2 separate regions of the Homo sapiens genome follow, and region 2 is linked to region 1. Evidence: read pairs that join two places in POLR2A ChIA-PET (ENCODE). Cell type or tissue: Caco-2. All regions are shown on one strand. Region 1 overlaps LTBP2 (latent transforming growth factor beta binding protein 2). Region 2 has its middle 32 kb from the start of VRTN.

Region 1 (2,500 bases):
AATATATATAAATATATATAAATATATATATAAATATATATATAAATATATATAAATATATATATAAATATATATATAAATATATATATAAATATATATATAAATATATATATATAAATATATATATAAATATATATATATAAATATATATATAAATATATATATAAATATATATATAAATATATATATATAAATATATATATAAATATATATATATAAATATATATATAGCACCAGTTTATTCCCTACCCACCCACTTCCCACTTCCTGTTCTCCACCCTGCCACATACGTAGGTAACCACTGTTATTAATATTCCAGGGTATCCTTCCAAGGTTGCTTTATGAATATGCAAATAACTGCAACATATATCCTTATTTTCTGTATGTTACACAGGAGTTCACATGCCCTACACCAGGAGCCAGCAGACTTCCATAAATGGCCAGACAGTAAATATTTTAGATTTTCTGTGACATATGGTTTCTGCAACTACTCAGCGGTGCCATTGGAGAGCAAAACCAGTCACAGATGAGGAGGGCAGCTGTGTTCCAGTTAAACTTTATAGATGCTTAAATTTGAATTTCATATCATTTGCTCATGTCTTGAGGTATTATTCTTTTTTTGATTTCTTTTCCGCCATTTAAACATGTGAAAACCATTGTTAGGTCATAGTCTGTACAAAAACAGTCAGTGGTGGGATTGGGCTGTTGTGCTTTCACTTTTCAGTGTATCTTGGAAAGCTTAACTTATTGATGTAAAGGAGCTGCCGCTGTGTTTCCAGGGCCTATTACCCCATTCTGCCAGCAGATCCTTGTTTGTTTAACCAATCCCCTACTGAAGGACACTTAAGTTGTTTTCATTCTGTACAAACTATTTTGCTATTACAAAATAGTGCTTCTGTAAATAGTCTTGTTCATGTATCATTTTGGACATTTACGAGTGTCTTAGGTCGGGTCCCCTAGAGGTGGGATTCCAGTGTGTGTGATTTTGCGGGGGAAATGCGAAAGGAAAGAAGAAAGCAGTGTGGGAAAGGGGAGAGAGCCAAGTAAAGATGTGGTCCCAGGTAAATCAAGCTTTGACCTGATTGAGGATAGAGCTTACAAAGTTGTTTCTCCTTAAGGCCTGGGGGCCCAGGCTTTTGAACTTCCCTTTCAGGCAGTCATTGGCTGTGTGGTCATGGTGGTGGGAGGAGCTTCTCAGGTGGTTCCCATCAGCCAAGAGCATGGCTTGGAAGAAATCACAGGTATAAGCCTTTAGCTGCTACACTTGCAGATACACAAGCCAGAAAGGGGACCAGGGCAGGGCAGCAACACCTACCACAGAAGGTTTATCTGCAGGATAGTCTTGGAGGTGGAGCAGCAGGGTCAAAGCACAGATGCATTGGGATGTGGATAGACGTTGCCAAATTGCTTTCCAGAAGGGTCATGTCAATTTACATTCCTGCCAGCAGCATCCGAGAGCGTCTGTTTCTGCATAGTCTCACAAATGAGTATGTTATTAAACCTTTGGGTTTTTTTCTAATCTGATGGATTAAAAAATGCTACCTCAGCATAGTTTTCATTTGCACATCCCTTACAAGGAGAAAGGTTAAGCATATTTTTCTGGGTTCAAGAAATATTTGTATTTTTTTTTCTGTGACCTGTTCATATTCCTTGCTGATTTTTCTTTTAAGGCTGTTGGTCTCTGACATTTCTGTTTCTAGGAACTCTGATATTATGGAGACTCATCTTTTCTCTCTGATACGAGTTGCACATATTTTTCCCACCATGTCATTTGTCTTTTTACTTTAAGGTGGGTTTGGCCAAGCAGGGGTTTTTGATCATAGAATTGTTTGGACAAGTAAATGATATATTAGCTAAAACACTTAGCATGATACCTGCCACCTGATAGGCATTGAATTGGAATGATTTCCCTTCCCCCCTCTCCCCTCTAATCTGTGCTTTACCCAAATGGTGCTTATTCTTCTTCAAACATGGCCTGTGCTTCCCACCTCCATGCACTTCTTATGTTATTTTTCTTTTCTTTTCTTTTCTTTTTTTTTTTCTGAGACGGAGTCTCACTCTTGTCACCCAGGCTGGAGTGCAGTGGTGCAATCTCGGTTCACTGCAACCTCCACCTCCCAGGTTCAAGTAATTCTCCTGCCTCAGCCTCCAAAGTAGCTGGGATTACAGGTGCCCACCAACACGCCCAGCTAATTTTTGTATTTTTAGTAGAGACAGCGTTTCAGCATGTTGGCCAGGCTGGTCTCAAACTCCTGACCTCAGGTGATCCATCCGCCTCGGCCTCCCAAAGTGCTGAGATTACAGGCTTGAGCCACCGTGCCTGGCCCTTATGTTGTTTTTCTAATCTGGAATGTCTGCCTCCTCATTTTGGGTCTGTTAAAATCCTATCTATCCCTGAAGCTCCCTGGATCCTTCTCCTAGATATGGTCTGTATTCTATCTGAACTCCTGTACCTCTGCTCTCCAACACAGTCCATCGTGGGTCCTAGTTATGTGTACAC
Region 2 (2,500 bases), 180 kb after region 1:
CCACTCCTGGCCCTCATTGTGATTTTAATTTTCATTTCCCTTGTGTCTTACGATTTTGAGCACAATTTCATGTACTTATTGGCCACATGTATATCTTTTTTTGTGAAGTGTCGGTTCATATTTTTTGTCAATTTTGTTGTAATTGAGTCATTTGTCTTTATTAAGTTGCAGAAATTCTCTTATATCCTGTCTACCAGTTCTTTGTCAGGTATGTTTTACGAATATTTTTTCCCAATTTGTAGCTTGCCTGTTTGTTTTCTTAATGGCATTTCTCAACCCAGGAATCTGGGGTTTGTTTGTTTTTTTTTTTTTTTGGAGACGGAGTCTCGCTCTGTCGCCAGGCTGGAATGCAGTGGCGCGATCTCAGCTCGCTGCAACCTCCGCCTCCCAGGTTCAAGCAATTCTCCTGCCTCAGCCTCCTGAGTAGCTGGGATTACAGGCGCCCGCCACTACACCCAGCTAATTTTTGTATTTTTAGTAGAGACAGGGTTTCACCATGTTGGTCAGGCTGGTCTCGAACCCCTGACCTCGTGATCCACCCGCCTCGGCCTCCCAAAGTGCTGGGATTACAGGTGTGAGCCACCGCGCCCGGCCTGGGTTTTTTTTTTTTTTTTTAAACTTTTTATTGACATATACATAAAGTACCCAAACACAAGTATACAGCTTGGCAAATTCTCACAAACTGAACACACCCATGTACTAGAATTTGGTTTAAGAAACAGCATTTCTGGCAAGGGTAGTGGCACATGCCTATAATCCCAGCTACTTGGGAGGCTAAGACGGGAGGATCACTTGAGCCCCAGAAATTTAGGGCTCCAGTGAGCTCTGACAGAGTGAGCCCTGTCTCTAAAAAAAAATACAGAGCATGGCCGGGCGCGGTGATTCATGCCTGTAATCCCAGCACTTTGGGTGGCTGGGGTGGGAGGATCACGAGGTCGGGAGTTCGAGATCAGCCTGGCCAATGTGGTGAAACCCCGTCTCTACTAAAAACACAAAAGGTATCCAGGCATAGTGGCATGCTCCTGTAATCCCAGCCACTCGAGAGGCTGAGGTAGGAGAATCGCTTGAACCCAGGAGGCGGAGACTGCAGTGAGCCGAGATGTGCCATTGCATTCCAGCCTAGGCGACACAGCAAGACTCTGTCTCAAAAAAAAAAAAAAAACCAGAGCATTTCCAACACACCGTAAGTGCCCCCTCATGCTTCCTTCCAAGTACTATCTCTCCCCAAAGGTGACCATTATCCTGACTTCTAACAGCATAAATTAGTTTTGCTTGTTTTTGTGCTTTACATAAATGGAATAATACCATAACTCCTCTTTCATATCTGGCTTCTTTAGCTCAACATGTTTTTTTAAGATTGATCCACATTGTTGAGTATAGCTGTAGATCATTCATTCTCATTATCACGTAGCATTCCATTATGTAACTACACCACAGCTTATTTATCCATCCTACTGTTGACGGGCATTCAGATTATTTCCTTTGGTTATTATGAAAAGTTTTTATGAATATTCTTAAACACATTCTTGCTAAACATATGTTTACATTCTGTTCGGTATGTACAGTCATGCATTACTTAACAACAGTGATACATTCCAAGAAATTCGATGCTAGGTAATTTTGTCATTGTGCGAACGTGATAGAATGCACTTACGCAAACCTAAGTGGTGCAGCCTACTACACATGCAGGCTATGTGCTACAGCCTATTGCTCCTAGGCTACAAATCTATACCGCACGTTGCTGGACTGAACACTGTAGCCAATTACAATGCAATGATAAGTATTTGTGTATCTAAACATAGAAAAGGTACAGTAAGGCCAGGCACGGCCTGTACTCCTGAGTAGCTGTTGGGATTACACCTGCAATCCCAACACTTTGGGAGGCCAAGGCGGGAGGATTACTTGAGCCCAGGAGTTCAAGACCAGCCTAGGCAACATAGTGAGACCTCATCTCTACAAAAAAAAAAAAAAAAAAATCAAAAAATTAGCTAGGCATGGTGGCGCACACCTGTGGTCCCAGTTACTCTGGAGGCTGAGGTGAGAAGATTGCTTGAGCTTGGGAACTTGAGGCTGCAGTGAGCCTTGATCCCACCACTGCACTCCAGCCTGGTTAACAGAGTGAGATCTTGTCTCAGATAAATTTATTTATTTTAAAAAGGTACAGTAAAACCATGGAGGTACAGTAAAACCATGGTATAAAATATTTTCTTTTTAATTATACACCTGTATAGGGCACTTACTATGAAGGGAGTTTGCAGGACCGGAAGTTGCTCTGGGTGAGTGAGTGAGTGAGTGGTGAGTGACCGTAAAGGCTTAGGGCATGACTGTGCTCTACTCCAGATCATATAAACGCTGTATATTTAGGCTACACTAAATTAATTTTTAAATTTTTTCTTTTTTTTTTACTTTTTCTTTTGAGATAGAGTCTCACTCTGTCACCCAGGCTGGAGTGCAGTGGCACAACCTCACCTCACTGAAACCTCCGTCTCCTGGGTTAAAG

What was found. ChIA-PET counts read pairs that join two places held together with the same protein. Peaks named below come from ENCODE experiments on the same cell type or tissue, not always from the same donor. Only the 100,000 strongest peaks of a DNase experiment are listed, where the experiment ranks them.
Region 2: POLR2A ChIA-PET joins it to region 1 with 8 read pairs; 3 of 35 experiments call an interaction of 5 or more read pairs at or near these places.

What each region holds. Positions count from the first base shown.
Region 1 is chr14:74,561,754-74,564,253 of GRCh38, reverse strand. All of the region lies in intron 3 of LTBP2 (latent transforming growth factor beta binding protein 2), which reads left to right. Among named protein-coding and RNA genes, the nearest start is that of LTBP2, 49 kb to the left of the region's middle. In Caco-2, no CTCF peak of the experiment used is centred here; a DNase peak (open chromatin) is centred at 1,213.
Region 2 is chr14:74,379,511-74,382,010 of GRCh38, reverse strand. No RefSeq gene overlaps it. Among named protein-coding and RNA genes, the nearest start is that of VRTN, 32 kb to the right of the region's middle. In Caco-2, no CTCF peak of the experiment used is centred here; no DNase peak of the experiment used is centred here.